7 separate regions of the Mus musculus genome follow, and all the other regions are linked to region 2. A link is a loop called in an ENCODE intact Hi-C map of the cell type or tissue named here. Cell type or tissue: heart. All regions are shown on one strand. Region 1 overlaps Eps8 (epidermal growth factor receptor pathway substrate 8). Region 2 holds the start of Eps8 (epidermal growth factor receptor pathway substrate 8). Region 3 overlaps Ptpro (protein tyrosine phosphatase, receptor type, O). Region 4 has its middle 11 kb from the start of Strap. Region 5 overlaps Ptpro (protein tyrosine phosphatase, receptor type, O). Region 6 overlaps Eps8 (epidermal growth factor receptor pathway substrate 8). Region 7 overlaps Eps8 (epidermal growth factor receptor pathway substrate 8).

Evidence for each region. A loop is a pair of places that touch in the nucleus more often than their neighbours do. Peaks named below come from ENCODE experiments on the same cell type or tissue, not always from the same donor. Only the 100,000 strongest peaks of a DNase experiment are listed, where the experiment ranks them.
Region 1: it touches region 2 in a loop (2.0-fold over the local background); 2 of 42 quality-filtered maps call a loop at or near these places.
Region 3: a loop joins it to region 2, with 4 times the contacts of the local background. A loop is called at or near these places in 17 of 42 quality-filtered maps.
Region 4: it touches region 2 in a loop (5-fold over the local background); 15 of 42 quality-filtered maps call a loop at or near these places.
Region 5: a loop joins it to region 2, with 4 times the contacts of the local background. A loop is called at or near these places in 17 of 42 quality-filtered maps.
Region 6: a loop joins it to region 2, with 3 times the contacts of the local background. A loop is called at or near these places in 6 of 42 quality-filtered maps.
Region 7: it touches region 2 in a loop (2.3-fold over the local background); 4 of 42 quality-filtered maps call a loop at or near these places.

Annotation. Positions count from the first base shown.
Region 1 is chr6:137,505,443-137,509,442 of GRCm38, reverse strand. It overlaps Eps8 (epidermal growth factor receptor pathway substrate 8), which reads left to right. Exons shown (of 22, transcript NM_007945.3): 15 at 181-361; 16 at 3,922-4,000. Among named protein-coding and RNA genes, the nearest start is that of Eps8, 140 kb to the left of the region's middle. In heart, no CTCF peak of the experiment used is centred here; no DNase peak of the experiment used is centred here.
Region 2 is chr6:137,647,554-137,651,553 of GRCm38, reverse strand. Eps8 (epidermal growth factor receptor pathway substrate 8) reads left to right here and starts at 2,269. Exons shown (of 22, transcript NM_007945.3): 1 at 2,269-2,502. In heart, a CTCF peak has its summit at 2,196 (motif pointing left); DNase peaks (open chromatin) are centred at 2,213 and 2,973; H3K4me3 peaks cover 2,309 bases; H3K27ac peaks cover 1,425 bases.
Region 3 is chr6:137,463,178-137,467,177 of GRCm38, reverse strand. Ptpro (protein tyrosine phosphatase, receptor type, O) reads right to left here. Exons shown (of 27, transcript NM_011216.3): 27 at 2,544-4,000. Among named protein-coding and RNA genes, the nearest start is that of Eps8, 180 kb to the left of the region's middle. In heart, a CTCF peak has its summit at 2,221; a DNase peak (open chromatin) is centred at 1,697; H3K27ac peaks cover 2,041 bases.
Region 4 is chr6:137,722,543-137,726,542 of GRCm38, reverse strand. No RefSeq gene overlaps it. Among named protein-coding and RNA genes, the nearest start is that of Strap, 11 kb to the left of the region's middle. In heart, a CTCF peak has its summit at 2,439 (motif pointing right); no DNase peak of the experiment used is centred here.
Region 5 is chr6:137,453,489-137,457,488 of GRCm38, reverse strand. It overlaps Ptpro (protein tyrosine phosphatase, receptor type, O), which reads right to left. Exons shown (of 27, transcript NM_011216.3): 25 at 2,769-2,904. Among named protein-coding and RNA genes, the nearest start is that of Gm52924, 180 kb to the right of the region's middle. In heart, a CTCF peak has its summit at 1,666 (motif pointing left); DNase peaks (open chromatin) are centred at 118 and 1,618; H3K4me3 peaks cover 531 bases; H3K27ac peaks cover 1,522 bases.
Region 6 is chr6:137,557,376-137,561,375 of GRCm38, reverse strand. The region is part of intron 2 of Eps8 (epidermal growth factor receptor pathway substrate 8); the gene reads left to right. Among named protein-coding and RNA genes, the nearest start is that of Eps8, 90 kb to the left of the region's middle. In heart, no CTCF peak of the experiment used is centred here; DNase peaks (open chromatin) are centred at 935, 2,315 and 3,495; H3K27ac peaks cover 1,090 bases.
Region 7 is chr6:137,570,502-137,574,501 of GRCm38, reverse strand. All of the region lies in intron 2 of Eps8 (epidermal growth factor receptor pathway substrate 8), which reads left to right. Among named protein-coding and RNA genes, the nearest start is that of Eps8, 77 kb to the left of the region's middle. In heart, no CTCF peak of the experiment used is centred here; no DNase peak of the experiment used is centred here; H3K27ac peaks cover 301 bases.

The sequences.
Region 1 (4,000 bases), 140 kb after region 2:
AGAGAAACTTGGAAGCTGCCGTCATACTGCCGGGTAGAATTGCTCTTCCAGTTTATTTGTTTGGACCACTGTCATAAATGGGTTTCCTCTCCTCTCCTGAGAAATAGAGTTGTTTTGTATAGAAGAGAACCGTGACTGAGAACACGTTATTTAACATATAAACTCGATGTTCCCCTACAGAGCAGAGTGGCCGAAAGAACAGTTCATCCCACCTTACGTCCCGAGGTTCCGCAACGGCTGGGAGCCCCCGATGCTGAACTTCATGGGCGCGCCCACAGAGCAAGACATGTATCAACTGGCCGAGTCCGTGGCCAACGCAGAACACCAGCGCAAACAGGACAGCAAGAGGCTGTCCACAGAGGTAAGGATCCACCACGTCTGCTCTCAGTGGATGCTGTAATAGCCAGTGGGGGGTCAGCACTCCCTGAAGAACGTTCTAGAACCAGGAACTAGATGTCCCCACCTCCCGCTATCCCGAGTTATCTGCCAGTTCTTCCTTGTGTTTGTGACCATTGGTGGGATGCCTCTCCTCCCCTTCCCCAGCTGAGTCTCTCTCTGCCATGTTCTGGTCCTCAGGCCTCCCTGTCCCTTTTCTCTGTCAGGAGCTTGCCCACAGCACTGTCTACTGTGTTGCCTTCAGATCTTTAGACTCTCAAGACAGTTCCCCAAACCTGGATCCTGCTGATTCTGAGCAACGTTTTCGTGGTGCCGCGATCCCTCCCTCCTCCCTCCTCTTCCTGTCTTCTCTCCCTACCCTTCCTTCCACCATTCTTCCCTCCCTTAATTCCACTGCTCTCTCCCTCTCTGCCACCTTCCTCTCTTCCCCTGACGCTGTAGCTACTACTTCCAGTCTCTCCTGCTTCCTTCTTCCGTTCTAATCTTCTGAAATGTGTAGAGGAGCCATCTTTGTGTGGACTTTAGTCTTCTGACAACAAATGACCACAACCGTGTTGTGCCTGCACAAGGTCATACTGTGGACTTTATCTTTCAGTTATTGATTAAGCTTTAGAGTATAACCCTGTCTTTAGACCAAATGAGAGGAATGAAATTGGGTACACTATCATGTGCATTAAAATGACTTTTTGTTTGTGTGTGAGTGTTTGAACCCTTTTGAAGAGGAGAATTGAACAGTGTTCAAAACTGAACCAATTGCAAATGGAATGGATGTTCAGGACTCGTAACCATGTGGGTAAAGACTGGCATAAAAGGCAGCAAGGAATGGCAGCTTGGTTCTTCTGAAGTCCAGGTCATTCATTCTCCTTTTTAAAAGTCTCTGATGAGTGGGTTTGTAATGTGGCAGACACAATAGGAGGAAAGGCATTAGCAAACCACAGCACAGTGACCACTTTTAAGGAGAACAAACACATAAGTTAAATTGCTTAAAATTGTTCCCTTGGACGGGTGATGTGCTATGTAGAAAAGGTACTGGACTCTGTGGGCTCGAGAGATGGCTCAGCACGTACAGAGCCTGTGTGTAAAAGCAGGAGGACCTGTCACCCAGCTCTAATCACCCAACCATCATGATAAAATCAGGCCTGGTAGTGTGCACCTGGAATCCTGGAGCTGGAGAGGCAGAGGCAGGAGGATGCCTGGAGCTAGACAGTAAGGTTCTGGTTCAGAGGGCAAGTCTGAAGGGAAACAAACAAACAAACAAAAACTAGAAAAAAAAATGGTAGGAGCCATAAAGGAAGGCCTTGACATCAACCTCAACACACATATGTGTGCACTTACGACATACACATACTCATACACCCATAGACACGGCCCTCACAAACACCGGTTTTTCTCTAAAAGGCAGTCTGCTACAATCCGGAACCTTTATAACTAAAACTAAGGAGCATGCTTGTTTGAAGTTCTCTTTCTGTGAATGTGACTATTTTCCCTCTGGCTGCCTAAAAAGGAAGACTAGACTTCACACCTGGCCTTTCCTCTAAATGTCTGATGATGGTGACCTCCTGCTGGCTGGGTCGCATATGTCCCTGTCTTCGTTTGGTAGTTTAGACCTCGTGACTGTGAATTTTCCTCCCATTTAGAAAGCAGCCACGCTGTTTAGGGAAGGAACGGATGCGTGCACACAGAAAATGGCTGTTCATTTGGTGTTGCCATAGTTACTTACAGCTGTTTTCAAGTCATGAAACTGTCCGTCCTGTGGTATTCTTACCTTATGCTGGAAAATGTGCCACTTAGGAATGTTCACCTTGGAAATTCACACTTTTGTGAGTTCTTTCACAGTACTGTTTAAAGAGGGTGTGGGATGTGTGTTCTGGGCTGTCAGTACCTACGTATGTCTACTCTGAAGACGTAGTTTTAAAAGAATTACTGAGGGGCCTCCCTTGTCACGAGCTGTCACTTTCCTGCTGTAAAAAGTTTCCCATTTTATGATTTAAGTGCCCATTCAGAGGCTTACAGGAATGGGAAGAAGGCTGCCTTGCGTGCCAGGTTGAGATCTTCCATGAACAGCATAGCCGATGGTGACTTCAAGTGCACGAGAAGTGTGAACATAGCAGGGAGAGAGACTTGATTATATTTGATTGCTACTGGAATAAACGTACTTGCAGCACGTCTTGAGCAAATTTAGGATCTGGTGCCTTTGTTTGTAATCGAAAGGTGTAGGTGATGATGGGTGTGGATGACACCATCAACCTCCCTGCCTCCTCTGACCCCGCAGCGGGCTGTGCGGTCACCACTTAGTCACCCTCCTTCCTTATCTCCTTGCCCTTGGCATGTCCAGTCATTCTCAGGACCTGTGACTTCATCCTGGCCAGGAGCTGTTCTGACCAAGAAACAGGCAAAAGGTGGGGATGACTCTTGCAGTTTCTGCTCCCAGTTGCTCAAGACTTTGATTGATTGATATATATACACACATACATACATATATATTAATTAATTCCCTAATTTGATTCAGCATCTCTACTGAGTCCCTGGGGAAGGTTAGTGTAGCTGATGGACCCTAGGTATTTGTGAGGATCTGTCCCCCCACGTATATTCCAGGTGGGTGTCTAACTGTGGATTTTGATATCCACACTGGCCCACTGGAGACGTTGTCTGTGGATGAAGTCAGCCTCATTCCTACCAGCCCTTCCGTTAGAACTCGCCACTGTACTATTCATCTTCGATGCTTCCCAAATCTTCCCAGGTTCAGATAGGTTGTCCCAGTGAAACCAGAGATAGTAGAAACTGCAGGAAATTCTCCTGCCTCAGCATCCATCGCACTCTCCCACATTTTTTTTTAAACATACAGAAACAATGTGAAAGCTGTTTTGGTTGTTTTCCATCTGAGCATGTGGCCCCCATTCCTTTAAAACCCCCATGCTCAAAGGTCACCAACTTCAAGTTTCCCTTGGGAGCAGCCAATAGATCATAATAGTGTCAACCACAGCGGAAAAACTGGTTACAGAATTATCTTCTCCAGGACTCTTGACTAACAAGGTCAAAGTTTTTTGCGTATATCTGTTTCCTGTTATAGAGATAACAGTACAGCCATTTGTAACAATTTAAAAATGGTGCTTGGGGTACTTTTTAAAATGAAAAAAAAAAGTAGAGTGATATGATTTTCTTATAATACAAAACAAAGAGTTTTCATGTGATGGTACTAGCTTCATAGGAGTGATAAATGTGTTCCTTAAACAGGGAGCAAAGGTTAAAGGTCATCCTCTAATTCCACTGTTCAGTGTTCATAGTCTGTCTAAGATCAAAAACATTTATTGTTGAAATTCTTCGGGAAAGAACTTCCTGGTTTTATATCTAGGATTTTCAGAATTAAGATTACCCTGAATGCTAACAACAAAACCAAACCACCCTGTGTCAGCATAATAGCTCAATGAGCAATCCTGTGACAGTTTAGGGCAGGGTTCTGGTTGACTGACAGGGGACTCATGCCAGCAGCCACTTGGTGACAGTCCATGTACTTCTGTCTTCTAGCATTCCAATGTGTCCGACTATCCTCCAGCCGACGGATATGCGTACAGTAGCAGCATGTACCACAGAGGACCACATGCAG
Region 2 (4,000 bases):
GCCTAACAATAAGTGAGGTCTTCAGTCAATAAAAACATATATGATAGCACTCTAAAGAGCTAAACCAAGCTGTTATGATGGCTCAGCAGGTGACAGAACTTACTACCAATATCCTGAGTTTAGTTCCTGGGACCCACATGGTGTAAGGAGAGAATTAAGAATTGAGTCTGAAAATTTTTCTTCTAATCTTTATAGGCATGCCATGGCACATCTACACACTCACATTCATGCACGCACGAGAGAGAGAGAGAGAGAGAGAGAGAGAGAGAGAGAGAGAGAGAGAGAGAGAGAGAAGAAATAGAAATCTGTTTAAAAAATTTAAACAGGAAAATTTGACATTGAGTCTTAGCAGATTATAATCCAAATTACTCAAATGAAACAAATAAGACCTATACATCAAACTTATAGTTTAAGGTTATGTTGACAGCTAATATTTCTATGAAATTATACCCTAATACAAAGATAAAATTTAAAGGGAAAATTAAGGTTGAACAATATAGAATTACAGAGAGTATTAAGGTCGAACATACAGTTCATGTGAAGTTCACTTTATCCAGGCCTCTTCTGTTTGACTCTAGGCAGTCCACTTGCCAAAAGAAAACCAGATATGGGTTTGGGATGTCTTGCTGGGAGGGTTTCTTGGGTCAAAGGGTCAGTGATGATTTTAGTTTCTTGCCGAGCGTCTCTGTGTGTGTGTGTAATTTCAGAGAAAAAAAAAAAACCCTAAAGCTCATTTGAGTCAGAAAAGAATGGTTTTGACAGATTTCTCTGCCATTTGAGGACCAGTCAAAGGAAAAACATTTTGAGGGCATGTCTCAAAATAACTAGCAGAAGGTTCTGTTGGTTATTTGTTAACCTGCTTCTACTATGTTGGTTATTTGTTAACCTGCTTCTACTATTTCAAGTCTTACAATATCTGTAAGGAGCAAGATTAATTTCATGTCAGTCCTCAGGGTCCATCTTTCCCAGTCTACAGTTGAAGGAGAGTTGATCTGAGTATATAAATCTATGTATGTAAGCTGTGGAGTAGGCAGACCTGGATTTCAATCCTAATGTCACTATTGGCTTTGGCAAAAAGAAAATTCTGAATAACATTTTCCCAATTTTCTAAAGCGGTGATTCATTTTAAGGGTTAGAGATGGTGTAAAGTAAAATTTGTAGCTCCTGGCAGAGATTGTCAATTAACAATCCTAGTTTTCTATACCATCTATCAAAACCAGCTATTTCGAACACTGGACATGCTCAAGTGGATGTCAGTCTGTTGGGAATGTTGGATGGAGGAAGATTCTGGATGAAGGCAGTAGACCGAACTTAATCATAAAACCCATCACTGCCCCCTTTTAGTCTCCATCTTGGCCTGCTAATTCACGGTCTCTTGAATGAGCTTTTGCTTGCCTCGCAAAGCAGGTAGGCCCAGCTATTTAAGCCAAGTTTTGTTTAATAGTCTGCCTTGGCTTCTTTGGAAGTCAATTGCCTTGGAAGTTAGAAGGGCCAGGGTGTCTGGGGGCGTAGCTGTGACAACGGAGGTATTGTAGAAGGTAAGAAAATGCCAGGTTCAGAAGAGAAGACTGGCAGATCCTTATTTTGTGGCTTCAGTGATCGAGCCAAGGAGCACTGAGCAGTGGTGAGTAGTTATTACTGGACTAAAGAGTCTCCCATACTTGAAACTACACCAGACTCTTGGCAGGAGCTCCTATGAAAAATGGGATCCAGGACGCCTGGTGAGACAGGTCTGGGCTTGCTGGCTATATCCAGGGACTGGAGTATTGTAGTCTCTCTAAACCAGTGAAGCCCTTGGGTACCACTTGCATACTGCTTTGGTTGAAGAGAGATGGTACAGGAGCAGACCAATGGACACAGGTCACAGGTCAGAGGCTGGGGAATACCTCTTCTTGGTAGTTGAGTAGGGCAGTAACTCCCAGATTAACACTAGTCATCAGTTGTGTGGCAGGATCTGGCCGCGGTCACCTGAGCGCTCTTTCCGCCTGCGGCATCCCCCCCCCCCCCCCCCCCGGCTGTGCTCTGCAGACCTAGGTCATTTCACTTGAGGAATTGTAGACACCACTCTGAGGCTGGGATCCCGGGTCTCCCCTGCGGGGTGCCGTGCTCGCCTTGTGGGATGAAGCCCTTGAGATTCTATCCAGAGCCCTAGGGTCTACTAGAGACTCAACTGTCCTCAAGATCTTGCAAACGGAGCCCTCTCCCGGCCGCGCGGGGCAACGCGCGTTCCCGGCTCGCTGCTGGGCATGCGCGGCGCGCGCTGGCTGTGTCCGGGAGCGAGCGGCGCGCACACACGGCCCGGGCGGCGGGCGAAGCGGGCTCCCGGGGCGCTGGGCGCAGGGCGCAGGGCGCAGGGCGCGGGGCAAGCCCCAGCGGCGTGTCTGCAGCGGGGCGCGGCGGGCGCTCCAGCTCCGGGATCTTTCTCCCTCCGTCACCTCCCTCGCGTCTAGGGAGGTCGTGGCACTCCCTGAGGAGCGCGGCTGCTCGGAGGGCGGATCCTAGGTAAGAGCCCCCCGAACATCAGTGCGGCTCCCCGGGTGGGATTCCCGCGGCATGGGCTCCCTCTCGCTTTCCCATAAGGGTCTTTGTGAGCCGTCACCGGAGTGGTGCCAGGCTCAGCGGCCGCTGCGGTTCACTTGGACCCTTTGCAACTGGTGTGTCGGCGGCCAGGTGTGCGCGGCGCTGCCGCCCTAGCGCGTCCCCGCGCCCGCTCCGCGCACCCCGAAGCCAGGAGACCCGATCCCCCCGCGGCCTCCTCCGCCCGGGTGGTCGCCGAGGTCCCCCGAGAGACCCCGCGCTCCCCTGGGCTGCGCGGGCGTACCTGAGTTCCGCACACCTGGACTCCCACCCCGCCCTAACGTCTTAGATGCAGGGCTTTCGGAGCGCCTCTCACCCAGCTCAAGTGGGGACCCCTTAGGAAACCTGTTTGAGATGTGGACCCGCCCTGGTATACACCCTCCAGTTGAGGTAGCTCGCTGTGTTTGAATAGTTGTGAATTCTGGATCACTTTCCAACACCATTTTACTTTTAGGAAGATGGCCTCTCTATGGCTGTCAGTAGTGCTTCGGAGGGCTCCACACCCACCGAGAGAGACAGTGAAGGCGCCCCGGGGTCTCATCCCTTCCTTCCTTTCAATGACTACAATACACATGCAAAAATCTTTGCCCGGTTCTCTGAGCCATGTTGTTCAAATCCTCCTCCTGTAGCCCCCAAGTGCTGTTGGCATCTCGCCGGGGCAGGACGCCCTAGGGTTTGGGCTTAAAATCCATAGACATTTGGAGCAGCGAGGCATTAGAAGAGGAGGTCTTCCTGAGCCAGTGTTTCAGCGAATGCATGGCTGCTTTTCTTCTAAAGGTTTCCCTTCTTGCCTCAGACAGTAAGAGAAAGAGACGAAAAAGCGAATAAGATAGTTCAGATCCAACTTGGTTCAGACACGTGTGGGTACTTTGAAGTTTTATTTGGTTTTGCCACTTTGGGGAGGAGGTGGAATTACGATTCCTGGAAGACTTTTTTTATGTTTAAAAAAAATCGTCAAAGTGTCTGTGTTGCGGGCTGTTTCTAATTTCTCGCTCTTGAAAGGATGCCATTCTAAGGCTCCCTGGGTTTTGGAACGGCTGCGCTCATTGTGTAGAATTGTAGATCTTGGGACAGTGAGTCTATTGAAATGAAAGCCAATGACATCTCGCCTCACCTAGTAAAGATTTCCTTCTTGTTTTGTTTTTAAATTGGGGATTGGAGGGTTTGGGGCACGCTGCTGTAGTTCTTAGTTTGCTGGGGTGGGAAATCTGTGAGTGATGAGCTCGCACCACCTGAAAGTTAAGCTTCTCTGTAGACTCATCACATAGCCGGCTGGGTACAGTGAGCCACAAGCTAGTAAGCTTGTGTGTGTAGAAAGCCCTTCCCGCACCATAGGAGACTAAGACTTTGTAAAATTCCGCAAGTCATTCACTTCCTTCATAGCAGGAAAAGAGAGAGAGAGAGAGAGAGAGAGAGAGAGAGA
Region 3 (4,000 bases), 180 kb after region 2:
ATATACATACACATACACACACACACATATATATATATATATAATTTTTTTTCTTCAAATTGGAAGCTTGTCCTCTGTATCATTACCTGGAGATGAAACTGGTAACTCTGTCCTATTCGAGATTATCAGTGACCAGTGTGAATGGGAAGCAGCATGAAGTGGTGGGAAAATGGCTTTGAGGCTGGAGAGAGCTGGGTCAGAATCTTACATTTGCCTCTTTATAATTCAGTGTATGTGGGGCAAGTGGACCATGCCACCAGGCAGAAGAACTGGTAAGGGTGAGTGAACCCAAACCCCATGAGTAACCGAGAACAGTAGGAGTGGGGGCCCACTCCCGCCTAACTTTACCTGCTCTGAAACACATAACACAGCGCCCCCCCCCCGAGAGGACCACAACAATCATTCACACAGGAAAAACACTTGAAGTTGTCCCCCCATGCAAATAGAACATCACTAGAATCGGAAACCGAGCCAATGGGAAGGATCTACCCCCAGATTCCCCTACTCCTCAATGTTGATAAAGTCCCTATTCACATGAAATAAAGTGTACACATTATTTCACCAGGGATTGTCTGGGAGTGGCTGTTTTACTGACTGTAACACTTTGAGGGAGATTTCTCTCTCCCAAAAGATTAATCAATGGACTTTGGACCCACCTGGCAGTATGAGCTCATGCCCCTGCCACCACTTCCACTCTCACCCTGTGCCATCACTGCCCCTGGTCACCTGCTGCTGCCCTCTGCTGCCACCGCCCCTGCTGCTGGCATTGGCACTGCCTCAGTAGCAGATGAGACCTGGGACCCCAGCTACCTGCCCTGCAAGCTTCCCTTCTGAGAGCTGTAACACTTTGGCCGTTTCCAGCAGGACCAGAGCCCCCTCAGAACCTTCAATGACAAGTGTGTACTGAAAGTTTGCTGGTCCTGCCCCTTGACCTACTTGCTTCCCCCTGTCAGCAGGTGGAAAGTGGATGTTCTAGCTCCATAGTGCTATTTTGTAGTTAATAAACTATGATTATTTTAGCATAAGGCCTTAGCACACAAGAAAGAAACTGTCCTTGCCCTGAGGAACCCGTGTAAAACCATCCTTGCCTGAGTGGATCCTGCCCTGTATTCAAAGCATCTGTAGGAAGCTACACATAGTACCCTGCACCTCCCCAGTTAGCAGGTAAGGACTGAGATTTAGGCAGAAGAAGACATTGGAGGGACATTGACACGTGTCTGCTCAGTTCTCCCAATTCAAATTCAAAGTTTTAAATCTAGTTTTAAGATCTGGCAATTGGTTCTTCATTGTTCTTAAGGTAGTGTTTAACGTAAGTAGTCACAAAATCTTTTATTGATTGAACATGGACATGGGTCACTGGATTAAAAATGAGTGGCAGGCTCAGCTCTGAGAATTGACTCATAAGAGAAAAATTGACAGGCCATCTCGTGATAAGCCCTTCACTGACTCTAAAAACTAAGTTTTTCCTCCTCTACACGGCCAACAGTCAGAGAGATATTGTGGCTGGAATTTCCTTCTTGGACATACAAATGAAGCTGCTGAAAACAAGTCTGCAGTTCTCCATGTTATATTTGATGCTCCATAACCCAGTTGGCTAACATGCATATCATATTTGGTCCTGGGCATGGTTCCTGACTCTGTGCCCTGTGCCAAGCACCAGGCTGGAGATCTGGGAGCTGGGAGGTGGGCCAGCTATTTGGAGCACATTGCATCAGACATTCCCCAGGGTGTAACGGAAGGGCTCCTTGCTAGAAAGCAGGGGGAATTCTGCCCTCAGAGATCGGACTCAGTAATTTTAACTCCTTGGCTAAAGGCCAATCCTCTAGCTAGCAGCTATCATGTGGCCTGTAGAAAATCTAGACACAAAGCTTCTAGCTCTGGCTTTTCATGTGGATACTACAGCCTCTTCTAGAAGGTGTTTTGATCTCTGAAGGTCAACATTAAGAACGGAGTGGCATTATAAAATCTGACATTAAAAAACATCTTAGTGGATTTCCTCACTCACAAGACATGTAAATATTTAGGAGGATTTATTTTTGGTTTTGGTTTTGTTTTTTGCCAGTGTGTGTGTGGGGGGGGGGGGAATGAAGATTCCACATTAAAGAGCTATCCAAAAATTAAAAAAAAATGAAAATAAGCTCAACCTCTCATTTTCTTTTCAAGTAAAATATAATCTTACAATGTCCAGTGATGGATCGATAGATTAGTGTTGTGACATTTGTATCTCAGCCTCTAGTGGCGGTTTGTGACCTGACTTTGTAACTTACCTCTTTCAGCTCTGAAGTCCCGTCTTACAGGTCCTCATAGACAAATGATTCTACAGTCTTTAGCTGTCTCTGTATGCTGTACAGGTTGTTGTGGACAGTGTTCTCTAGTCTGTGTGTTGATTCAATACAACACCCCGCTCAAAAAAATTTTTTAAGCTTAACTAAAAATACTGAAGAGTTCCTGGGGACCTCACATTTGAGCGATAAAGGTGGGATCCAGGGTAGGAGCAGCCATTTGGGGTGACCTTAGTGCTCCCCAGAGAACCAAGCAAAGTGTTTGTGGGCGATTTCTCTCTTTTGATAATCTGCTTACAGTGAAATACAGCAAATTAACTGAAATACAGCAAATTCATTGTGGAGGGAAAGGCTGAGTCTTTTGCTACCTGAACATCTTAAAGTCTGTAACTCAAGGGTCACCAGAGAATGGGGAGACAATAGCGAAGACTGAAAGGATGATCTGGAAGCTGCCTCCGTGTGACCTCCCTGTAGGCTTGACGCTTGGTCTGCCTGCAGCCCTGGTCTCCTCTTGTCTTCCTGTAGGACAGCTGGGCCGGGCCGAGCAGATCCCTCCTGTGAAGGGGTGGGTGCTCAAGAAGAACACGAGGATCTATAGAGTACTTGTCTTCATGAGATAGATGTTCCAGCCCCAGCTACGGAATTTATATAAGCATCTTGGGGCGGTGGAAGATCTCCAACTTCCCACCAGCATTTCCATGGTCACACAAACCCACCCCTGACCTGCCTATGTGTGAGGTTCTAAGAATGTCACACATATGCTTGTGACCTTTTTAAGAATCCTGTTCATTTCGGAGACCGGCATGGTGCGGGATTAAAATGTCCAGGAGGGGGTCTGACAGAGTGGGAGGAGGAGGAGGAGAAGGCAGCAGGAAGGAGTTGGGCAGGAGACCTAACTAGGTGAGAAAGCCTGGCATTCCTCATGGCGTCCCAGCTGTCAGCCTGCAGGGTACAGACACATCCTGCCATGCCCTTGCCAGGCAAAGAGGCTTACTGGCCTGATCTTTCTGGACATCACCAAGGTCTGCTGTGTCCAGGACTCTACAGTCATAGGATTCAGCAGGGTATTAGCTATTTAGTTGGTGTGCTTTACCGTTTATGAAGGTCACTGACAAAATACTAAGCTGATCTTACATACAGGTTCAAGAAGATGACTGGGAGAGATATCTCAGCTGTTAAGAGCATGTACCATTCTTACAGAGGACCCGACACCCATGTCAGATGACTCACAGCTACCTATGACTCCAGCCAGCACCAGGGGATCTGATACCACCTTCTGAACTCCGGTGGACACCGTGCTCGCACATCGCTCCACACACAATCTCATACATAGTTACAAATAAAATAAATCCTGAAAGAAATAAGATAGATGGGAATGGAGGGAAACTTGGGGTAGGGGACAAATATCAGACACACAAGTGGGCTCACAATAACCCCATTCCTACATGGAAGCTGCCAAATGTATCACTTTCAACTCGAATGTTGACCTCTAGGATGTCTTAGGATGTCTCCTCCTCCTCCTCCTCTTCCTCCTTCTTCTTCTTTTTTTAATATTTCCCACAACAGAGAACCACTGGTCTAGACCATCACCTCCTCTCTGATCTTAGAAAGTAGCATAAAATAACAGGTTCCCACGACAGCATTGATGTTCATTTCAACAACTTTCATGGTCACAACACACAATCATGTACTTTAATCATACAAAATCCAAAGAATAT
Region 4 (4,000 bases), 75 kb before region 2:
TTATTATCTAGCTGTGGGGCAAAAGCAGCCCCTTAACTTGCCCTCTTGGCCACTTGGTTTTTTCTAGAGATGGAACAGTACTCCTTAGAGACCTTCTCAGCCAAAACAGTACTGAAAGAACCCTTGCCTTCACCTGTGGACCCCTAGGTCAGATCAGGAGGCATTTGAGAGGAGACAATTCCATTACAGACCCGAGTAATGTGGGTATTAGTGCTACCAAGCACAGAGAAGTTGAGTGGAGGAAATGCTAACGTTAGATAGTAAGTCTGTGCCTGTCCCCAACAAAGAGAAAAGCATTAAAAATTGGGAGCCATCCTGTAGCCCAGAGTTTCTTGGGAGCAGTTACTGCCTTCTTTGTGAAGGATGTTATGAGGGCTGTTTCTGCATGTGTTGGGCGGGGTGGGAGTTGTGTGGCATTGTGGGGAAGGAATGGAGATGGAAACTGGATTTGACTGCTATACAAAGAGACAGGACTGGCTGCTAACAGGCCAGGAAACTGTGGCCTGAGAGATTTGGGGTAGAACACAAGTAAATGGGAAGCCAGTCAGAAGCAAATCCAAAAGGCCAACTCACCGGTCTGTACTTCCTTCTGCAGGACCAACAGAACAACCAGATGAGGGAAAAATGAGACTGGCAGGGATGTGGTGATGGCTCAGACAGTCATGTGATTGCCTACAAGCGAGAGGATCTGAGTTTGATTGCCAGGGCCCACCTTAAAAATCTGGGTGCCCTGAGTTAGGATAAGAATCCCAGTACCTGGAAGGGAAGACAATCCGTGCCCCAGGATTTGTCAGCCTAGACTAATGGATGAGTTCCATAAAACCAAGGTGGCTGGCGCCTGAAGAACAACATTCAAGGTTGATGTTTAGTGGGCTCATGCACATGCACGCACACGGGCACGGTTTGCAGTCCTACCCACTCCTTAACACAGTGGAAAGGTGAAGTCCGGTGGTTTACGTACAATTACACCTATTGCAGGTATTTATAAAGGGGCAAAGAAAAATTATGCACAGCCTCTTTGCACCACTGACATAGATCTAAAGGGAAAGTGATTAATACACACTGCTGCCTCCCACACATCCAGCTCTCCAGGGTACCTGGCTCGCCCAGCTGCCTCTCTGAACATACTGTGATCCTGTATCCAGGCACCACTAGAGAGCAATCCTCGGTTTTATATATATATCCAATACATATATCCAATATATATATCCAATATATATATATCCAATTCATTGCCAACCTGTGTCAGTCCTAGTCATTAAGTAGCTACAACACACCTTTACTAACTCATACCATTTCCTATGTGATAAATGCTACATCCTTCTCGATGGTATTTCTGCCTCTAGTTTCCTCTCTCTGTAGTCTGGGGATGTTCCCATCAAGAGGCACAACTGCAGTGTGTGAGAAACTCATAAAAACAACCCAGTCCCTAGATCTTGACTTAATTGGCTTGTACTGGTAACTGGTAAATAGCCTCAGCAAAGGACCACCCTGAGTAGCTGTCTGGCCTAGAACTCACTGTCTAGAGCAGGCTGCCCTCAGGGTTAGAACACTCCTACATCTGCCTCCCAAGTGTTAGAATTCAGGGCATATGCCAACACACCCAGAAAGAGCAAGGTTAAAACTCACTGGAGGCTGTTCAGACGTGTCAAGATAGTCAACAGCTATTGTTTCTATCTGCACTCTAGTGTGGAATTATTGCATTATCATTCTGTGGCTTGTGACTACTGTTGGGCCAGTCTAGTACCCCAGTTCCCAATGGTTGTGTGAGTGATGTCACTGGCTGGCACTCTGTAACTCCTTCTGCTTTCCTGGTTCGCTTTAGAGCGAGAAAGAGTGTCACTCTGTAGCCCTGGCTCGGGACTTCACTCTGTATTCTGGATTGGCATCGGAACTCACGGCAATCCTTCTGCCTTGGCCTCCCAGGTGGGGATTGTTCTCCCAGCCACTCTCCTGGTCTATAAAGTTCTAAACCCATTTGCCAGTGGCATTTAGCTACTTTTAATTTCCTAAATAAATGACTATTCCATTTACTCCCACATAAGTACATTTTATGACCCAGGTTAAATAAGCTCATTCAAACTTTAGTGTACTTTAATTATATTTTTAAAACATATAATGTGGCATTAAAACTTTAAAGTACTACTTAAAGTCAAATATTTTATGATGTCGATTACATGAAAATGTGAATTGATATGAAAAAGGCCTAGTGAATTCATTACAATGCTCTCTGAGAGTCGTTAAGTGAGAGGGTTATACATTTTGTTCGTATTTTTCTATGTTTTAGACATACATTACACCTTTAAACAGGAAAAATATAAACTATTTAAATATTTTTAATACACCATGCATTACTACATCTAAATGTACTTGACTCTTGGATTCTTTGATTAGTTAATGGCCCGGTGAGAAATACATGAGCAAAAGTGAATTTTCCCTGTAGCCACTAGATGGCGATCATTCAACATCTATTACACAAATTGCTAAGGCCAACCTTGCAGACTGTTTGACACAAGTATTTTCATCTTTCAACTAACAAATTATAATGTCTTGCTTACATTTAGAAAATTTTAAATGCTCAATAAAATGTCGTTGGAATGATTAGTCCTCAAATGGACCTTTCACAAACACTTCTTGTTTATTGATACCAACTACTTTTACCCAATTTGGCACAGATGCCACTTAGAAAAGTGGCAGAAATCCCTTTCATCCTGGAATTCTCCTTTGTTTATACTCCTGACCTAGGCTTTCAGGTGATAACTACAACATGATTACTTAATTTAAGTAGAGAAACTCAAGGTTTAGGTCCCTGCTCCCCTCTATGAATGCTTTTTCATATTGGCAGAAACCTAAAGGGTCAAGTACGGGTCAAGTGGAGTCAAACTTCCAAATATCAGAAGACGGTAGGGAGAAAGGCTGTGGGGAGCCGCACTCACATTTGCCATTACAAGATGGCGCTGACAGCTGTGTTCTAAGTAGTAAATAATCTGCACATGTGCAGGGGCAGTTTTCCCGCCATGTGCTCTGCCTTTCTCGTGATGACAACTGGGCCGATTGGCTGCAGCCAATCAGGGAGTAACACGTCCTAGGCGGAGGATAATTCTCCTTAAAAGGGACGGGGTTCTGGCACTCCCTCTTCTTCATCTCTTCGCCTCTTCGTCTCTTTGTCTCTTTCTCTTTGTCTCTTCGTCTCTTTGCCTCTTCGTCTCTTTGTCTCTTTCTCTTCGTCTTTTCCTCTGCTCTCTCTGCGTCTCTCTGCGTCTCTCTGCGTCTCTCTCTCTCTCTCTCTCTCCCTCTCTGCCTCTCTCTGCCACGCTCTTCCTCTCTTGCTCCTGAAGATGTAAGCAATAAAGCTTTTGCCGCAGAAGATTCCGGTTTGTTGCGTCTTTCCTGGCCGGTTGCGAACGCGAGTAAGAAAAGGCAAGCACTTGAGGAATGTCATGGCACACATCTGTGTCATAGTGATTCTGAGCTGTGTCTGAAATAATGTATACGTGGATATTACCAATGAATAGTCCTAAGATTTCACAGAATAATCAATTGGAAATACAGTTTAATTTTTAATTTTTTAATCATGCATATGTGTGGCTGTGTTAATGTATGCATGAATATGGGTGCCTATAAGGCCAAAAGAGGGTATCATATCCCCTAGAGCTGGAGTTCCCGGCTGCTGGGAGACATCTGACACGGGGTGCTGGGTACAGAACTCAGGCTCTCTGGAAAAACGCTGAGTGTGCTTAGAACTGAGCCATCTCTTCAACTCTGACAAGGATGTTTAGAAATCTGCATTGCCGATTGCATAATGGCCCACGCCTTTAATCCCAGCTCATGGGATGCAGAGGCAGATGAGTCGGTCAGCCTGGTCTACACACTGAGTTCCAGGACAACCGGGGCTACACAGAGAAAACCTGTCTTGAAAAAAATAAAATAAAATCTGTATCCCCATTTTCCACCATTTTTGCATCTAGCGTAATGCTAAGTATCAACGAAGTCTCCAGTG
Region 5 (4,000 bases), 190 kb after region 2:
GGACTCCCGAGGGAACTCAAGGGTAAAGCTGGGGAGTTGGGAAAGGGAGGAAGCTGAGAGACCCTTGGATTTCCCAGCAAGTTCCTGGAGGGAATAGTGGCCTTTCAAAAGACTGTTTTCATGGAGAAGTCAGCCAGAAATGTTGCTGTAAAGAAGGAAGCCGGACGATTAAAACTGGGGCCAAAAATATGGGAGAGACAAAGCAGAGCCCTGACCGTGCAGGAAGCCCCAGGGGCTGGTCTGCTCTCTGAGATTATCACTCTGAAGACAAACATCGAGGCTGCGGGGGAGCCAGAGGAGCCTTGTGCACAAAGTTTTCAGAAACGGACAAGGATTCTGTGGTTGTGAAAAATCAAAGGTAGCACCAGCCTACAGTCAACATCTTCAAAATTGTAAAGAGGTATCGATTAAGGGGACAAGTTGCATAATTCATCAAACAAGATGCTTAGAACAAGACGTGCTTTGAAGTGTGGGGATTTACACACACCACAAAACAGGTTCTCAGCCTTCCTCACGCTGGGACCCTTTAATACAATCCCTCATGTTGTGATGACTCCCAACCGTAAAATTATCTTTGTTGCTACTTCATAACTATAAGTTTGCTACTGTTATGAATTGTAATGCAAACATTGTGTTTTCTGATGGTCTTCGGCGAACCCTGCGAAAGGGTAGTTCAACAGCCAAAGGCGTAATGGACCCACAGGTTATGAACTGTTATCATGTAAGAATATGTTTTTTAAAGCGTCTATTACATATAAATGTAACGGAGATAGTTTTATTGCATATCAGAATATGTGTTTATGGAAGTAAACAACCAAAACTTCAGGCTGAAATCCAGCCCTCATTCCCTCCCATGACATCTCTCCCTTATCCCCACCAGCACCTCCCCCTTCCGACGTCACATGCTCTGTTTTGTTTTTGTTTGTTTTTGTTTGTTTTCCAGACCCACTGAGGATACTTAATGTTGTCTGTATGTGCATAGATGTGGAATATCTACAGGATTGTGGGTAGTTCCCTAAGCCTTGCATCCCTTTTCTAACTACCTGCTTCTCCCAAAAGGTCAACAGTTGTCCATAGCACCCTAATGCCCACCTCCCTGTATCCGTGCTGGGATTTTGTCCAGCTTGATCTCACTCAGGGTTTGAGCATGCTGTCACTACTGCTATAAGTTCTTATCTCAAGTGCTCTGCTGCGGGAAGAAAACAGTGCTGGCTTAGTGTGATCTGCTGCGCCTGCCTCTTGTGATCTTTCTGTCCCCTCTTTCGGGATGCTCCCCGAGCCTCTAGGGGAAAGGGTGTGGCTATATAACTCCCGTTTATGGCAGGTCACTCTGTAGTCTCTTATTTTCTGTAGTCTTACCAGTTGTGTGTCTCCATGCGAGTTGCCATCTATTGCAAAAAGAAGCTTCTCCTAATGGGAAAACATCCTGCCTGGGTATGCGTCCTAACTGTCATTCAGACGTTTGCTAATGAGTCACTACCTCCAAACTACCGTGCCCTGGGAGCAGCTTGGCAATGAATATGTTTGAATGGTTCTGCCAAGCCTTGCTAAGATGCAGCTGTGGTGATGGGAGTGAGCTGGGGGTAGGAAACCAAAGAGTAAGAAGTCGGTGTTGGAGAGACTCTGCCATTACCCTCCAGGCTATTTGAGTTATACTGACATCTAGTGGTTCTTGAACGAAGCTGCAGGAGGAAGAACAACACGTTAAAGCAGAGAGAAGTCAGGCCTGGCGTTGTTCTAGTCCAGAAGATTCCGCCCCCCACATTCTTCTCCAGGAAAAGCTCTATTGTGCCCTTGAGGCCAGGGAGTACCTAATAGCCCAGTGGTCTGGATTATAGAAAAGCCAGTGTACTCGGGTTTTGGCAGTCACACCGGTGTACTCTGGCTGTTGCTGCGGGGCAGCACAAGGCTGCCTGGAGCTGTCCTTCCAGGCTGAGCACATTCTAAAGCCTCACGGGAAAGAAGGACTTGGGAGACGAGGAGGCAAAGGGGACACTGGTTAATAAGACTGGGGGAATTCTGGGATACACCGCCTGTTCATTTAAGGCATTGGTTCTCAACCTTCCCAATGCTGTGACCCTGTAATACATTCCTCATGTTGTGGTGACCCCCAATCATAATAATTAGTTCATTGCTACTTCATAACTGTAATTTTGCTGCTGTTATGACATGTAATAGAAATATCTGATGTGCCTGACATCTAATCTATAACCCCCAGATGGGCTGCAACCTAGAGATTGAGAACCAGTGATTTAAGTAATAGGGCAGGGGAGGTGGATTGGGGGCTGGCAATCCTGAAAGCCTAGAGAGAGATCACAAATCCAACAACCAAGGGTTATTATCAGAAGTGAGTGAAGACAGAGTCACATGGAGGAACAAGCCCAGTGACAAACTTACTGACCAGTCTGTCATCTCAAGTAGAAATCAAACCACATCTGTCCTACAGTCTTCCTTACCCAGGCTGACTGCTACCTTCAGCGAGCGCCATACTGCTCAAAAGGGGTTGATTCTATTTCAGACACGCCCACGTGCTCCATATTCCTAGAAGGCAGATGAAGCCAGGCAAGTAGTGTGACTATTTACACCACGGCCTTTTGAGAGCTTGCTACCTATTCATTTGGAATGGGGTAGTTTCAAATATGCACAGCAAGAAACTGGGAAAGACAGGTGTAAAGACACTGAGACAGCCCGATTAAAACCAAACGTTGGGTAATAGGATGCTTTCCATCAAGAGCAAACTTAAGCGCACACGTCGATGCTGTTCCTACCTCTGTCTGTACCATTGACATTCGGTATGAGCGCATCTCTGATACCAGCCCTAAGATGTCCACAAATTCATGATCTCGAATGTGTTGCAGGAGCCTGTCCAGGGCAATGAAGGTTCCTGTCCGTCCCACACCCGCACTGCAAAAGAAGGTTCAGATAACACGTAAGTCTCACAGGGCTTCTGCACTGCTGGAAACCAACTGGAGATCTCTAAAGCAGACAGACAGCAATGAAAGGGGGAACCTGTTCTCCCACAGTGCCTTGCACTTAGCTGGGTCCTGAGGATGCTGAGGTGGCTGGTGCTGCTTAGAGGCCACATTTTTTACCATCACATCATTCGCTATAGAGGTAAGGCTTTGCACCATTTCTGCCCTGAGCTCTCTGTTTTTGGAGGAAAGTGAAGACGGTACACTGAGCAGCCCAAGGAGGAGATGGTTCACGCTCCCCTTTAGGCAAGGATGCATATTAACAGCCTTCTGTCTCAGGGGTAGACAGACAGACAGACAGACAGACAGACAGACAGACAGACAGACACACACACACACACACACACGTCATTCCTGGAACCCAGCTCAACCCAGCTCCAAGGTTTAGTTGACAACCCCACTGCCTAACTCCAACTCTGGAGCCTTGAACATTTATTTGCACACAGTCACCTCACCCTCTCAGACAGCCATGGAGAGGCTCTACTCCTCTAGTAGAACCACGTGTCTCTACTGACCCAGCCATGAATGTGCACGAATCTCCCAGCGATCTTTTAAATGACTACCTTGAGGGCGAACTCTTCTTATCCAGTGCCTGAGCCCCAGAGTTAAGGGTGTGGACAGATATGGACTGGTATTGCCAACTCCCTAAAGTTTCCTGTTCTCCGTGTTAAAGTCAGTTCTGCCCTTCTGCCAATCATCCGCAGAGCCAAAGGGCTTCGAACTTTAAATTACACTGACATTTTGGATAAAGAGACAGTTGAGCCAATTTAGATGTGGAATTTGCTAGAAGAAGAAGAAGAAGAAGAAAAAAAAAATCCCAAACTAAAAGCCTTTGAGTTCAGAACCCAATTTGCTTTTTCTATTAGATAACTCTTCTCTCCTGGGGCTTCTCAGATAAAATGGTCTGCCACCAAGTGGGCCCTTGTAAAGTCACATCCCGCAGGGCCCCTGCTGCCAGCTGAGAAAGGACTGTGTGAGCTTGACCCCACAGGTGCAAGCAGCTTTATTTTCAGAGGGCTGTTTTGAGA
Region 6 (4,000 bases), 90 kb after region 2:
ATTTGCATGTATGTCTTGCTAGCCCAAATGTTCCTACAGGCAGTGAGTGAATCGTGTTTGCTCTGTATGCCTTCACGCAGGGCACGTGTTATAGGCCATACATTTCCCCTAAATGAGGTGGGTTTGGGGGCCACATAGTATGTTTCGCTCTAGAAAATACTCATTCCATGTATAAGCTGCTATTTCTCTCATAGTTGAGAATAGTTGAGAATATTAAACAGGCATTTTTTTTTCTTTTTCAGTAGCTCACTACTGCATCTGTTGGAAGCATATTTCTTCTGTTTCTGGGGACACTGGCTTCTTAGGCCTTTGAGCCCCTAGAGTCCTCCTATTCTGGTGGAATTATCTGATAATTCTTACTTACATGTTTGTGGCATAATATGTGATTGCTCTCAGGAGCATTTATGGTTTAGTAGTGCTTTCTGGGGAACACAACTGTTTAACTTGAAAGAACGAATTCATTTCCATAAGTGCATTGGCATCCACTGTGCAGCTTGGGTAATGGATATGTTTTAAGGAACCAGGGTGACACTTTGTTGACCCTAGAATCACACCAGGCATGCTGGCTGCCTGGTGTACATTTGCATATTTAGTACCTCCAACTGGGAAGGCATTCCTCTTAGCCTGCCTCTGTGAGGGCTCCTTAGTGGATGCATTTGTGCCCATTACACTGCCTGCTCGGCGCTAATCTGAAGGTCACAGTGCCAGGCGCATTTCAGTTCGCGTGTTATTCTGCCTCACCTCCTCGGATTTTCTCACTTCTTTGGAACTAGAAACACATAATCACAGAACACTTGAGCTAATTCCCCGAGAACTTGTTACAGATCGAGCGGGCTTCTCGGCTGCTGACTGGTGTGTAAGAGGATAGTCTTCTTGCTGAAAGTGAAATTCTAGAGGCCTCAGATGTCTGAACTCTTTCCAGGGTGGATTGCTCAAGAGGAAACAAACTGCACGGTCCTGTATAATTGCTTGTTATTTTGAAGACGGAAATGTTATGTGTATTTTTCTTCCCCAAGGGCCCTGTGGAGGACAGGATCCTGCTAGTGTTTTTAATAGATCTGTTTGATACTGCCAATACACAGAACTCACAAACAAGGGAGGCTCATGTCCATTTGGCTGAACAATGAAATACTGCAGAAGGACTCAATTCCTACTGACAGAAAAGTCACACGGGGAGTTTCAGACGAATGTATGAAAGAGACAGGTAGATCTAGGTTGTGTGTGTGTGTGTGTGTGTGTGTGTGTGTGTGTGTGTGTGTGTGTGTGTGTGTGTGGTGGTGGTGGTGGTAGGGGGAACATGCTCTTAACGTCTTAGTTATCCTAAAAGGCAAGGCTCGTAGACCAGGGCACACTTGGAGACTCAGGGCTTGGAGGTTTGCCTTTATCTATCTGTGTTAAAGTCTTCAACTGTGTTTAGCCTGGGTGATGGTGGATCAGGTATTTCTGTGCCATGTGCCTCAGTTTCCTGTAAATAGAGAGAGTGGCACATGCCTCTTTAGAGGATTTGTGATTATCAACCATATTGAAACATGCAAAGATTTCACGGCAATGGTTGGCACACCTGTGGACCTCACTCTTGTTATTTGTTGCTTCTGTAATGGGCTCTGCACAGTTGACTCAGAGAGAACAGTTGCTTAGGAAATAAAGGCACATGCTTGGGGGTCTGAGGAGATAGCTCAACTGGCAAAGCACTTGCAGAGATCTCAGTCTGATGCCAAGAGCCCGTGTTAAAACAAGCTTGTGTGTGCTTGTCATCCCAGCGCCGAGGGGCTAGGGGAGGATGGGTCCCTCAAACTCGTTGGCTGGTCAGTTCAGACTGCTTAATGAAAACCTACTTTTCCTTCACACAGACACAGAGACACAGACTGACAGGCAGACAGGTATGGACACATGTACATACCCCCCTCCCACACACACACATTCACACATACCCCTACACACACATACATCTTCCCCAAACAAAGAGGAAAATTTTCAGAGCTAAAAGCAATTTAAATTTTGGCGGTAAAGACTATCTGGGTTTTTCTTTCTCCATGAGAAATTATGTTATAAAGAGGAAAGCACGTGAGCACCCAGTGGTGTGCTGTCTTAAGTATCCTTTGGCCATGTGTGTTTGGCTGAAAGTCTTCGCCCTCGGAACCAGGCATTGCCTGTTTGAGGAATGCTGTCTGCTTTGAAAGCCAGCTCCGAGGAGTTCACTTGGTTTTGGCCGTTTGGGTTAGGTTCTATGTTGTCTAATCAGAACTGGATGGGGATGGTGCCGGTGTGCAACTCCCTTCCAAGAAAAACACTGGGTGTTTCAGGAAGTGGGCGAGTGAGTCAGCGGACTGCACTTTTCCTCTGAGTCAGTCTCGGACTTGCTGGAAACAGGCTTGACTTTCACCCAGAGTTCTGCTTTTCCGATCGAATGTTCCATCGGGGTTGACCTCGTACCACGCTGACAGAAGGCTTTGTTAGTGTGTGCGCTCACACGGAGTGTCTTAGTGAGTGTGCCCAGTGAGTATTTAAAAGAAAAATCTCAATTCAAACCTACATCCTTAAACTAGTTTCGCCTCCGTGACAGTTTTGCTTCAAGCAGGGTCATGGAGAGTGGTTCTTCACTGCAAGATTTAAAAACCCTAACTTCATGCTGTATGGTTACTGAATGGAAGAATGAGGTATGCCCCAAGGTATGGCTGAGGTGGTTGTATTGAAGACATGAAGGAGATCGGTCAGATGTCCTTACTATTGACTTCCTTAGGGAAATCTTTTAGAGAGAGATGGAGGCAGGTGGAGAGATGGTGCAGCGGTTGATAGCAGTTCCTTCACTTCAGGAAGACCTGAGTTTGATCCCCAGAACCTACACTGGGCAGCTCCTGAGCTCAGAGAGACATACCTGGCTCTGGTCTCCTAGCACTGTCGCAGGAAAGAACAGAGTCAGTTCTTTTCTAAGAGTAAACTGCTGTAATTTGAGTCCTGTAAGGTCTGCAAAGCCGGTCAGGTAGCTGTGGGGCTTTGTGGGTAGTTGTCTTAGTTAGGGTTTTACTGCTGTGAACAGACACCATGACCAAGGCAACTCTGATAAGGACAACATTTAATTGGGACTGACTTACAGGTTCAGAGGTTCAGTCTATTATCATTGAGGCAGGGACATGGCAGCATCCAGGCAGGCATGGTGCAGGAGGAACTGAGAGTTCTACATCTTTCATCTGAAGTCTACTAGCAGAAAACTGACTTCCAGACAGCTAAAATGAAGGTCTTAAAGCCCACACCCACAGTGACACACCTACTCCAACAAGGCTATACCTCGAAACAGTGCCATTCCCTGGGCCAAACACAAACAAACCATCACATGATGTGCCTACCCTTTTCATTTACACTAGTAGACTGATAATTTTTCTTTTCTTTTCTCTTCTCTTTTCTTTTTAGTTTTTTAATCTTAAGCACTTGGGCTTGGGTTAGCTGGAGGCGTTGGTTTTTCTTTCTGGCGCATAGTCATTGTAGGTCCTCCCCACACCCTCCCCCATTTCCTCCCAGTCAGGGACAGTGCTGGCTGCTGGCTTCTCTGAGGTTTGAACAGTTGCTTCTGAGATTAAGCACCATTCCTGTAATGTGTCCCCCATATCTTATAAAAATCTGAATGCTGGTTTATTTCCTAGAAAAATTTCCACTTTATCATCTTGGAATGGAATGGTTTGGCCCTTGGCAGAGCAAAGAGTTCTCAGCTAAGGACTTTGAGAATGGTACTGTGAGATTCTCATGTCTGCCTAGGAGTGAAAGTTTTTATAAAACAAAAGATAGAATCTCCAGCAGCTACACACTGTGTTATAGGCAAGCTTTGTGGAGACCCAAGAGAAGAATGCATCTTTCTATGTTTTCCCCTCACTCCAGAGATCAGTGGACATGCATGCGCACCTCCTACCTGATGTTTTACCCTGCTCTCTACTGGCAGATGATCTGTGCAGGTAAACTCCTGAGCAGCAAGCGAACAACTAGGTTAGCCTGTGGCTTTTGCTAGGTC
Region 7 (4,000 bases), 77 kb after region 2:
ACAGAGCAGGGGGGGCAATTGAACTACCATGGAGTGACGGCCACATCCAACCCAGTGTGGATCTACAGAGCCGGGCTGGCTCTCTGTCATTGTCTTCATTCAGTTGAAGGGACCATGTCTTCATATTCCACATGACAACCTGTCTTGATGGCGGACGAGCTGTCCCTGGGAAGGGAAAGAGGGCATGATGCTGGGGGGGGGGGGGCTGCTTCAAGCAAGGTTGTTAGCTGCAGGCTGTGTGCAGGCAGCACACGGCTTCTGGGGGAATGAATTCTATCCTGAATGAGAACCTTAGAGGCTCGTCTGCTTCTCCTCCTCCTTTTTCTTTTTGCAAGAACAGTAGGAAAAAAAAATCTGGCCTTGGGCTGAGCCTCAGCTTCTAAGAATGAGGCGACCAAGCAGAGTGGATAGGAGCCGGGAGCTGGTGGGAGGAAAAGTGTGGCGTGGGGCAGGCCATCCAGCCAGCTCAACGGTGGCTTTGATTGCTGCTTTCAAAGTTCTGTCTGTAGAGATGGCAATTTTGTATCACATAAGCCAGATAAAACTGGGTGCTCCGTGCAGCAAAATGTTCTGTTCTTTATGCAAACAAATCCTACTCTGCAAATAAGCCTTATTCTTTTAGTTTTCTTTACACATGCCTATTTTCTATTTTTTATATTGTTCTTCTTCTTCTTCCCTATCTTTAGTAATTTCTTTCTTTCTTTTTTTAATTTTTATTTTAAACTCCAGATTTTACCCCCCTGCCCCGTCCACCCTCCAACAGTTCCACATCCCATACCTCCTCCCCACACCCCTACCCCCATCTCCAAGAGGATGTCCCCACCCCCTACCTCACACCCCACCAGATCTCTAAACTCTCTGGGGCCCCCAGTCTCTTGAGGATTGTGTGCATCATCTCTGACCGAGTCCAGACCCAGCAGCCCTCTGCTGTGTGTGCGTTGGGGGGCCCATATCAGCTGGTGTATGCTGCCTAGTTGCTGGACCAGTGTTTGAGAGATCTCGGGGGCGGGGTGAGGGGAGTTAGGGTTGCCCTTCTCCTCAGCCTCTTCGAGCTTTTCCCTAATTCAGCCACAGGTGTCAGCAGCTTCTGTCCATTGATTGGGTACAACTATCTGCATCTGACTCTTTCAGCTGCTTGTTGGGTCTTTTGGGGGGGCAGTCATGATAGGTCCCTTTTTGTGAGCGCTCCACAGCCTCAGTAATAGTGTCAGGCCTTGGGGCCTCCCCTTGAGCTGAATCTCACTTTGGGCCTGTGGCTGGACCTTCTTTCCCTCAGGCTCCTCTCCATTTCCATCCCTGCAGTTCTTTCAGACGGGAACAATTATGGGTCAGAGTTGTGACTTCGGGATGGCAACCCATTCCTCACTTGATGCCCTGAGTAATTTATTCTTTTGTTGAACCTTCATATTAAAAACCAAAAAACATCAGGTGAGGGCCAGCCTGATGGCTCACACGTTAAGAGCACTGGCTGCTCTTCCAGAGGATCCAACACCTAATTGGCAGCTCATGGCTGCCTGTTAGTTTAGTTCCAGGGGATCTAACACCCCACACAGACATATATGCAGGCAAAACACCAGTCCATGTAGAATAAAAATAAACGGAAGAAATAAAAATTCTTTTTAAAAATCCGGTGAATGTTAACTAGTTTGCTGAGCATTCCTGTCAGTGCTGAAGCATGGCATATCATTGTCTCACTGAGTTTTACAAGTTTTAAGTATATATCTAGTGACTGCTGTTTGACTATGTGTCTCTTTGGCTTTTCTATCTATGATTGCATGTTTATTTATGGTGTGTAACTTTGAAATTGTTTCACCTTTGCCTTTTGGGGACAGACCTGGGACTCATTTTCTCCATTTCTTACCATGGGGAGTTTTAACTTACTAGTATTTTTTTTTCATCTCATACACATACGGTTTCCACTTTAAAATGCTTGTACCAGGTTCTCTGCCTTCTCTCCCAATATTCTCAGATTTAAGCACCAGTAAAACATTACCAAAACAGAGAAGGACCTTCTTCTTCTGTCTTCTCACCACAGTTTGACTGTGAATACAGCACCTCAAAATGGCTCTTGTCCAATAGATTGTCTTAGCACCAACTTTGTATCTCATATGCCATACAAACCTATTGATGTATTTACTTATTATCTTTTATATTTTTATTTTCTGTGCATATGTGTGTTTGTGTGAGGACATCTGTGTGCATCTCCATGTGTGGAAGCCATAGGTAACGTAACCCAGGATGACGCTCCTTGGTTGAGAGTCACTGAATTTTCCGAGGCAGAGTCTCTCACAGGTCTGGATGGAGCTGATTTGGCTAGGGTGACCCCTGGACCCCCAAGGATGCACCTGTTCAGTTGCCTCATGCTGGAGTTACAGGTACATATTCTCATACCTGGCTTTCAAGACAAACAAACAAACAAAAAAGGTTTCTTTATTTATGTGTTTATTTAGAAGCGTATGAGCGGTTCCCCTGCACTCACACATGTCTGTGCACCACAAGCATGCCTGGTGCCCTCAGAGGCTAGAAGAGGGCATTGGATCACCTAGAACTGCAGTTATAGGTTATTATGAACCGAAATAAGCGTCTTGTTGCTGGGAACCAAAATTGGGTCCTCTATAGAAGTGGTCAGTGCTCCTAGTTACTGAGCCGTCTATCCAGCTCCTGCCTGGATTTTAAAATGCTGATTTTGGGGGCCTAACGAAAGTCCCCATGCTTGCTCAGCAAGGACTTTACTGACTGAGGCACCTCCCCACCCTGTGGGGCACCAGGGCCATTATGTGCAGTGCAGCAGGCTGTGTCCTGTTGGGAAGGAAAGCAAGGCCAGGCCTCCTGTATCATCTTAGTCCCCTGAGAAAGCACTCCCTTCTGATCCAGTCTGCTCCAGGAGACGTGATACCGGTTGGACTATAGATTTGAATCTTACATGTTCCTACATGTCGTCTCTCACCTGAGTCCTTAAGTGGCCCCCCGGGTGGCTCCACACAGCCACCTCTGACCCTTTTTGTTCTGTGTGCACTGCTTTGGCCACTCGATCTGGCTCTGACTTGGCCCCAGTTGACTTTCTTCATCATAAGAGAAGCCTCATGCTCACTTTAAAGAAAATTTTAGTGACGTGTTTGTGAGCATGGGTTCATGCATGTGACTGTCGTGCCGAAGGATCCCATAAGAGGGCGTCAGGTCCCCTGGAGCTGGAGTTAGAAGGTGGCTGTGAGCCTCAGGTTTGGCTGCTGAGAACTGAATCTGGGTCCTCTGCAAGAGAAGGAAGTACTCTTAGCCATTATTGAAATCTCCAGCTGCCTTGCATTTATTTTTACTACACTTGCATTTATTTTTCCGTGTTTCTGGTGCAAAGCCTTCTTCCTTAGCTCATCTAACCTCCATATTGCTACACCTCCCCCTTGGTTACTCATTGACACCCTGTTCCTTAGACTCTGCCTCTTCAGCATAAAAGTGTCCATAGTAACCACAGCTAGCATTAACCTAGCACCCAGACCGAGTTCTCCATCAATGCTTCCCATTGTTATTTGCTGCTCTGTTAGTCTCCCCACCTCGGGGAAGGGCTTTACCTCCTCAGCGGTGGTGACTTCCTTGTTTAAAAGAGGAGGAAGTCTTAGCTGAGGCCTGGGAGAGTCCAAAGGAGAGACTTTGATGAGTATAGCGGAACACCGAAACTGAAGCAGTCCCACCCTCTCGGTGTATGAACCAAAGGTCACTGGACACATCCGTGAGCAGGGAGCGATGCTCTCTCAGTCTTGCCTTGACAGTTGCTTGGACGAGTTTTACCTCAGCAGTGCAGGAAGGTAAGTTGGAGCTTGTGAATATTTTCCTTGCTAATGGGGGCTTTGCTCAAAGGCGTTAATTATGACAGAAGATGTGTGTAGACCTTGAAAGGCAGTAGTATTTTTAGGGCAAGTAGGAACTTTCACTTGTTTTTTTTAAATTCCCTTCTTGGCATTCCTAGTGGCTTCTAAACCTGGTAAGATCTTGGGATGCTTTAGTG